3 separate regions of the Homo sapiens genome follow, and regions 1 and 2 are each linked to region 3. Evidence: chromatin contacts called from ENCODE Hi-C or POLR2A ChIA-PET data. All regions are on one chromosome and are shown on one strand. The core of a region is the stretch at or near the end of the contact, and the rest is flanking DNA. Distances in the headings are between cores, read along the strand shown.

Evidence for each region. Hi-C counts contacts between places; a loop is a spot of excess contacts on that map. ChIA-PET counts read pairs that join two places held with the same protein, here RNA polymerase II (POLR2A). Pooled maps may share reads with other maps.
Region 1: a map of psoas muscle shows a loop between it and region 3 (4-fold over the local background). The contact joins the enhancer-like site here to the promoter of ACOXL-AS1 in region 3. A Hi-C loop is called at or near these places in 64 of 168 maps with a recorded cell type or tissue (B cell, CD14-positive monocyte, CD4-positive, alpha-beta T cell and 40 more), 37 of 37 single-sample maps with no recorded cell type and 44 of 50 pooled maps. POLR2A ChIA-PET finds 5 or more read pairs at or near these places in 9 of 52 experiments (CD8-positive, alpha-beta T cell, H1, MCF 10A and 6 more).
Region 2: a map of naive thymus-derived CD4-positive, alpha-beta T cell shows a loop between it and region 3 (10-fold over the local background). The contact joins the enhancer-like site here to the promoter of ACOXL-AS1 in region 3. A Hi-C loop is called at or near these places in 8 of 168 maps with a recorded cell type or tissue (B cell, CD8-positive, alpha-beta T cell, GM12878 and 3 more), 25 of 37 single-sample maps with no recorded cell type and 14 of 50 pooled maps. POLR2A ChIA-PET finds 5 or more read pairs at or near these places in 9 of 52 experiments (B cell, CD4-positive, alpha-beta T cell, CD8-positive, alpha-beta T cell and 6 more).

What each region holds. Positions count from the first base shown.
Region 1 is chr2:110,806,427-110,809,126 of GRCh38, forward strand. The region is part of intron 9 of ACOXL (acyl-CoA oxidase like); the gene reads left to right. Among named protein-coding and RNA genes, the nearest start is that of ACOXL, 75 kb to the left of the region's middle. Within about 2 kb of position 1,270, at least 2 of the 41 ENCODE cell types and tissues checked have a DNase peak (open chromatin) inside an H3K27ac peak, as active enhancers do; they include gastrocnemius medialis and psoas muscle, where a contact is called at or near this core.
Region 2 is chr2:110,845,801-110,848,500 of GRCh38, forward strand. The region is part of intron 10 of ACOXL (acyl-CoA oxidase like); the gene reads left to right. Among named protein-coding and RNA genes, the nearest start is that of ACOXL, 110 kb to the left of the region's middle. RefSeq lists an enhancer at 1,362-1,431. Within about 2 kb of position 1,296, at least 3 of the 41 ENCODE cell types and tissues checked have a DNase peak (open chromatin) inside an H3K27ac peak, as active enhancers do; they include CD4-positive, alpha-beta T cell, CD8-positive, alpha-beta T cell and natural killer cell, where a contact is called at or near this core.
Region 3 is chr2:111,114,254-111,116,953 of GRCh38, forward strand. ACOXL-AS1 (ACOXL antisense RNA 1) reads right to left here and starts at 1,335. Exons shown (of 4, transcript NR_122074.1): 1 at 1,267-1,335; 2 at 1-45. The region is part of intron 17 of ACOXL (acyl-CoA oxidase like); the gene reads left to right.

The sequences.
Region 1 (2,700 bases), core at 20-2,519, 310 kb before region 3:
GAATGAGGCCCCAGAAAGCCTTGTGGTGAAGGCACCAGCACAGACAGCATCAGAGTGCCGAGGAAAACTGGTTCCTCAGGTCTGCAACAGAAGCCATTTCAGCCATCCTCAGGACTCCAGAGAGAGGCAAAAATAGAAAAGCCAGACGAGCCTAGGATTGCATGAAAGGGAAGATTGGTTAAACATCGGATGCAGGGTTAGCTGAAGCTGTGATAGCAGTCTCTGCACAATATCCCCTCTAATTGCAGTAGCCTGCAGACCATCCTGACTCAGGGGCCCTCTGAGGAGAGTGCTGGGCGCATATAAAAAACGCAAGGTGGTCAGCGGCCAGGCAGGCTCCTGGGAAACCTTGCACTCTTGCTGGTTTTGATGGGGTGATGATGTGTGAAGGACGTCCATGCCGCCAGCAGCCCTGCAGGCTCATTGGGGTCCACAGTGGGGTTGTGTGGGGCAAGGTGTGGGGTGGTGCAGACCAGACCAGGCAGAGGTGGGAGCCTTCCAGGAGGGCCTTGGTTTTAAATATCACCAGATCTGGAGCGGGGTGGGGGTGGTGTCCCAGGGAGAGGAGCCACAGTGGGTGATTCCTAAAAGGTTCCTGTTCTCCGTTCTACTGGATGTTATCATGGACCAGCCCCTGCCAGGCCCAGGAGGGTCTTGGGGGCCACATTCGCATCAGTTCCTTTATTGGTTGTCTCATGTGCAGACTTCATTCCCGGCAACACGGAGACGTGATCATGATCGTGGGCAGGAAAGCCCTGGGCTCAGCCCTCATCCTGCCCATGACCAGCACTGGGGCCGTGAACAGGCCATAGCGCTCTCTAGGGCTCAGTTTCTTCATGTGTGAAATGGGTCTTAGGATGGTGGTGAGCCATGAGTGAAGGGTGTGTGTGCAGCGCTGGCCCAGAGCGATGCTCCATAGCTGACAGCTGTTATTTGTGTGATGGTTGTTGTTGTTGTTTTTGTTGCTGCTGCTGCCGTTACTGGGAAGACAGGAGTTGGCTAAAGGAAAGGAAGACATGGGCATTCCCATGAAACAAATGCTGGGTACCCTCGCCTCCAAGTAACAAGGCAATGTGCAATGTTTTGCAGAGATGCATAGTGTCCTTTGAATTCCCAGGTGTCTGAAGCAAACCACAGTAACCCGGAGTTAGCACCTGCCCTGCCTATCCAGACCTTGCCAGGCAATGGGATTGTCAGGCAGTGGGAAGACCCCGCACAGAGCCAGCAGGGTCCAGGCACCCTGCCGGACAGTGACCCGGGCCGCTGTGATCTCATCTCCAGCGTCTCTGGTGAGGATGATCTCACCGGCCCTCTTGGCAGCTCTTCCTCTCCTATGGCTCAAACACATGACATATGTTTTCCCGGCTGAAACCTAAGATGGTCCTTCTCCTTCTGCTCTTGCTGATGAGTGGAAAAATGGATCCGTTTCTCCTACGTGCGTTCCTTGTGTATTAAAAAACTGTCACCGCAGCTCCCCACAGTGACATTCACTCAAGGCTGAGCGTGCCCGGTCATTTTAAACTTTGCCCAAATGTCATATTTTTCATGGTTCTCTTTCATTTCCATGGCATTCCTTGGAACTTTCAGGTTTTCTCTTAAAGCCTTGCCATATTGACCATCATCTAATTTGTGTCAGAAATGCCACACCAAATTAAGTGATTACCAAGAACACGAGGAGAAGGAAGCAAATGTGTTTGGGAGGGGAGGGAGTGGGGGCTTGGGAGACCTCTGCAGCCTGTGCTGGGAGGCTGGGAAACCTTTTCAGAAGGAGGAAGCTGGGCACCTGAAAGAGTGAGAAGTGTAAATGAGGTCTGGCCCATTCTCTTGGGTTGATTTTGCGCAGAGGTAAATATTTTAGCTAAGACAAGCTCATCTTGTAAATTAGGTGCTGCACAGTAGCTAGGTCCTACCCCCAGGATGTGTGATTCTGCAGCTCTGGGGTGGGGTGGAGAGTCTGCATTTCTGGGTTCCCGGGTGACACTGCTGCCATGGGCTCTGCTCCTTGAGACCCCTGCACAGAACACATGGATGTGGTTGTGAAATATCAGCACTGTCTCAGCCCCCTTGTCACTCCCTGGGTCCCCAGGATCAAGGCCCAAGTTCTGTTTCTGTATCCAGGATCCTTCATGACTCCTCACTGTACCCCCTCTCTCCACTGGGCCTCTGTCCCTCTGGCCTCATTTCTGTCTCTCCCCTGTGCCACTGTGGGAGGGGGCTTACATGTGCTACCATCCAGCTGGGGATGCCCCCCTTTTGCATGGGTTGTTTTCATGTACATTTCAGAGCTTGTATGACTGTCCCTTCTTCAGAAAGGCCTCAGCCTGCATGTGGTTCCTCTGACACCTGTTCCCAAGGCACTGGACTCCCCACTTGCAGCATGTATTACAACTCATGAGTGTAGCAACTCATGTGCAATAGGTGGGTTCTGTCTCCTTCACTAGCCTAAAAGCTCCACGCAGCTGGGGCCCTGCCAGCCTCATCCACTGCTGTGTGTTCAGCTTCACACACAGGGCTGGGCACATAGCAGACAAACAGCAAATAGGAGTGGAAAGAGTGAATGAGGTCTGAATCAGGATTCACATCCAAAGCCCCTGGCTTATCTCTTAGCAGAGGGAAGCCCTCAGTGCATGTTGGTTCTTGTGCTCCCACATACCAGCCCCCACTGCCGGGTCCATGTTGAGTGGGAAGGAGGATGTTGCT
Region 2 (2,700 bases), core at 46-2,545, 270 kb before region 3:
ATAGGCCACGTTCTGTTTCTCCATTCATCCATCAGTAGACACTTGGGTCGCTTCCACCTCTTCGCCACTGTGAATAATGCTGCTATGAATTTGGATGTACAAATATCTCTTTGACACCCTGCTTTCAATTCTTTTGGGTACATGCCCAGAAGTGGAATTCCTGAATCCTATGGTAACTCTAAGTTTAAGTTTTTGAGGAGGGGCCATACTGTTTTCCTATCGATTACCATTTTCCTTGTCATGTTGACCCCAAACCCAGATGCCAGAGTTGAGGGAAGGGGTCCTCTTTGTGTGGGTAGGGATACCTTTGGCATCAAGATTTGAGACTTTAGATTCTAAATCTAAGACCAGATTTGGAATTTGGAAGCAGATCAGATCTGCTTCCAAAATTCTAACATGGGCGTCAGGACCAAGAGAGATGGTGGGGAAAGCCCCAGCAGACTCCTTTAGTAGACAGAAGAGGGGATGAAGGAAAGGGGGACAGGAAAACGTGGTTCCAAAATGACAATACTGGGAGGATGGGTTCACTCTTGAAGAAGAATGGATTTGGGGACCTTAAAGGCGATGAATGTGCAGAGGAGGGAAAGAAGTCACTAAAATCCTGTACCCTTGGCCAGCCAGCAGTGCCTCTCAGGCTGCTGCAGACACAGAGGGGGCAGGATTGCCTCAGAGCCGGAGGGGCTCTTGTGTGGCAACAGAGGACTTGAGGCCCAAAGGAGGCCTGATTTTGTTTGCATGCATATGCAGTGGTGCTTCAGCTGTTAGCTCTCCTTTATTCAAATGAACAGCGTTCAGGGTGAGACCATCCTCCCGCATGTGAGCATGCAAGTATGCATACACGCACACACACACACACACACACACACACACACACAGTGTAACACATGCCCACCCCAACCACTTCCACTGCTGACCCCAGACACCTCTAACTCTTGCTAGACCAGTTATTCCAGATCTGTCTGTGGTATAGAGGGGTGTGTGTGTGTTGGGGGGGGTGTATGTGTTTGTGTGTGTCTTCATATGAGCATGTGGGTAGGGAGCTGAGGGGTCAGGAAGCAGAGAAAGAATCATCATATTTCGATGGTGTAAATGTACCAAGCAAGGAGAGCCTCTGCCATGACTGCCTGCGCGCTTAACAACAGGTCCTGCTCATGTTTCGTTTATTATCATGGCGCTTTAATTTATTTTTGTAAAGTCAAGCCATTTTCACAGAGTGGAAAATTGTCTCTTGATGTTCATTCCCCACTGTTTGGCTTGAGGTTTTTGGGTGGAATCCACACAGTGGTGACAGCTGGGTAACCCCCAGAAGTGCCCTTTGCAGATAACAGCTCTCGGGGCCCCATCACCCACACAGTGGGGAACAATTTCCCCACTGTGTGGGTGTTTTGTTTTTTTCTCTTTCTGCAAGATTGAAAGAGAGTTTAGATGTTCTTCCTGCCTGACGCAGTGCAGCAGAGTGAAGAAGGCTGCTCCCTCCTGGTGAGTGCCCCTGGGCCAAGATAAAAGAGGAAACAGGCTCAGAGGTGAGCATCACCCCTTTGGCTCTCACTTGTCTGATACTGGAGAGAACACGTGAACTAATGCGTGGAATCTGTGCACATGTCACTTATGCTTGTATTTCTAAGAAGAGCTCGTGAAAGTGGAGGATGAGAGCAGTGAACTAATTCCTAACACAACGATTTTGCTTTGTTTTTTCATTAGTTATGTTTCTTTAATAAACGAAGAAGGAAGCAAATTTTCCATTTGGTTCTGTGATAGTTAAATGGAGGTCCACAGAGTTGTGACTCTTAAGCAAAGTCTAAATGCAGTTCTTTCCCACAACTGACTTCTTTCTATTGGCTTCTCACCTAAGAAAGGCTAAATCTGGCATCCTGTTCAGGCCTGTGCCCAAACCTAATATGGGAGTTATAGTCACCGGCCCCGTAAGAGGCCCTGGCACCCCTCGAGGGCTGGACGGGGAAAGAGAGAGTTGGGGAACCTGCGTGTGATCGAACTGCTCACAGTGTGACCGTCCTGAGCTAGACTATTGGAGGCCTGCCTTTACAACAAAGTACAGACCCGGGGTGATTAAGCACTCATTCTGAGACTGTGCTCGTGTTTTTGTTTAGAATGAGCCCAGATGGCCTAGAAGAAGTGAAGGGGTTGTGTACTTTTGTGTTCTGATTTAGATTAGAAGCAGAGTTTGAAGTTCATAGATGAATCAGAATGCTTATTGAATGAAAAAGCAGCATCAATGAGCAAATGAAATTGCCATCTTGAAATACAAAAGGGAGGAAAAGACCAGAACCACAGCCATCAGGCCTATTGGATTTTGATTTCAAGTGTTGGCAAATACCTAGCAACTCCCATTTGGGGCTGGTTTGATCTTGTGGAGACAGCTGAGGAGACCGTTTTCCTCCAAATTTTGTAAAAATAAACAAAAATGCCTTTCTGCCCTTTTTTCCCCTTCCAGGGAATAGTTGTTTCTGTCACTGAGGCTCTCTGGTAGACTGTTCCATCTGTCTCTTTTTCAGACTTCACAGTGAGGCTCCAACCAGATATACACAGGGTTGCCAAGAAATTATTCAACCCCAATGGTATAATCTTAAAACAAAGCCATCTTTTGGATGGTTGCGTTTTTGATGGCCTTAACACAAAATATTGCCCCTAAATGGCAGCCTATGAATATTCACGGAGTGCCCAAGTCATATGCTTTTCCTT
Region 3 (2,700 bases), core at 85-2,584:
CATCTCTACGTGGCCTTTTGTCCTCCAGCAGGCTAGACTGGGCTTCTGCACAGCAGGTATTCTCACGGTTATAGGAGAGTGATAATGGGGGATTCAAAGCTTCTTAAGGCCTAAACTCTGGAAATCACACAGTGACATGTTCCCCATATTCTACTGGCAAAGCAAGTCATAACTCAGCCCAGATTAAAGGGATGGAGAAAAAGACTCTACCAAGGTAGCCAGACGAAAGGGGCTAATGAAGGGACATTTCAAGTTTGGGTAAGGGATTTTTCACAAAAAACAGCATGTGGTCATCTTATGCTGAGAACAGGGGTGAGACATATGGGAAGAGGCAGGAAAACCTTCTGCATGGAGTCCTAGGAATAGCTGGGGTGTCCCTCCAAGTGTACTGGGCACTTCCCACCCTGAACATCTATTATAGGACTAACACCATGCCATGCTGGGAAAATATGGTTTGTTCAGAGGACTGCAAAGCTTAGTCACTGCCCATCCTTGGCCATCCTACTCTCCCAACTGAAATAAGGAAACTGTAGGGAGAGTCAAAAAGAGCAGAAAAATAAATTGAGTACTGCAACTAGATGGAGGTGGGAAGCCAAACTGATGTTACAATTTTTCCCTCACTCCCAAATATACATATTAATATAGTCAAACACAGTGTCATCCCTTGAGGGCTGAGTGCTTCTGCTTTCTTTAAAGCAGATATTCTCAAATTCCACTCACTGGCTATTTCCAGTGGACTGTACATTCTTATTGCTTGTAGAGCAATAGTGCCCATGTTTAGGTTTGACCTTAAAAAATGTTTTTGCAAGAACCTATAACTTGTTCATACTTTTTTATTTTTAAAGTATACCTATTCATTTGTCTTTTTCAAAAGCTGGTGAATTTTCTTTGTAAAGATATGGGTAAGCTTGAAGTACTTTGTCCAGCATAAATGGGTCATAAACTGGCAGGGCAGAGGACCCCTACACTATGTGCAATTTTTATGCTTATAGTATGGAAGCATGTTTGGTAACAAAACTAAACTTTAATAATACACTGCTTAGCCCCATATAAAAATACCCCCTGGTAATAAAAATACTGTAACTGTGTAATAATCAATGCTATATTATCTTCTCAAGTTTATTTTGTATTAAAGAGATCATATATTTTTAAAAATTTTTAAAACGCCTCAACAGCTTCACGATGTGAGACCTGTTCCTGTAGTGTGTACCATTAAACCTCTAAAGTCCAGAATTGTACCTAACACTGGGTAGGAATCCAGCATACCATTTGTGAGTGAAAGGATGGTAATTATTATTATCATCTTGACAGCCAGGAACAGAGGTGGGTGGGTACCTGGAATCAGAGTCAAACAATAACTAAGAGTCAAACAATAACTAACAGGAATGATGCCGGATCCGTCCATTGAGACAATAATCATTCTGAGGTTTCTGTTGCAGTCTAGGAAAAATGGAGAAGGCTAGAAGGAGTATTTTAAACTGCTCCAGAACTTTAGATTTAGAAAGAATCTTGGCAGTCAACTCCTCTTCACAGCCAGTTCATTTTTCTTCTCTAGGGTGCCATTGGAGGGCACACTCCCTGAACACTTATGAGTGAAGAAACCCTCCTTTTCACCAGCCATTGGGTTCCTTTTCAAGTTTATTTTTTTAAAATTTTCTTTATATTGAAATCTGCCTCATTTAATTCCTACCTCTGGCCCTACGTTCTGTTTTTGGCACCAGATAGATAAAACCCATACTCTATTTTACACTCATTCAAATCATTGTATTTCCCCCACCGGTGAATATATTACCAAAGTTGGTTGAGTTTCATAATGCAAACCCAAAGGGAAAATTATCTTGAATAATCATATGACAATATGTGGAAAGTTTAGGGGCTGTGTACGCCACCTCATGGTTTTGAACTGTGTGGTTAAAGACGTTGAGAGTTGACAGATTAGTCAGGGATTTTTCAAGAGTATTAATTACAAACTTTGAAATCTTGGTCAGTGAAAGTTCATTTTAGTGCATCTTGCAAATACGATCAAAGGTCTTTTCAGTACTGATTTGATGATGCTTAACCACAGTGTGTGAAGAATGAAGTTTTTCATTAGAAATTACTGGTGTAATAGAGCACATTTTCAGGGAAGATGTATTGTTGGACTATTACAATTCATGCTCTTCCCCCACCATATCCCTACCCTCTATATTCCCCATCCCCTATTTCCTCCACCTTCCTCCTTGGGACCTCACTGAAAACCTGAAATGCTCTGAAAACCTGAAATGGCGTTTTGGACTGCTGCAAGGGAAACTGTGATCTTAACAACATCAGTGCGGCTCAGACATGACCACCATGTGAGGGCAAAGGTGGGGCTGGTGTAAGTGATGTTGTTAAACCTGTAAAAATAAACCATGAAAACCTGGGGATTTACTGTGATTTGGGGAGTGAAACAAATTTACCACTGGCCGAAAACTTGAAAAATGGAGTACAATGTGTAGATCAGAAGAAAAGAAAGCCGTCCCTCTGCCCTTGTGTAGTTTTAGAAAAACAATCTTATTAGTTTGGTAGCTTTTTTTCCTGAAAATAAAAAAAAAAATACATTGGCACCTAAGCCATGGAAAATGAAATAAAAATACACCAGTGCAGCTTCCAAAACACTGACTTGCATCTCCCTCTCCTATCCGCCGGGAATGTCTTATCCCTGCCTTCCAGTGGCTGCCA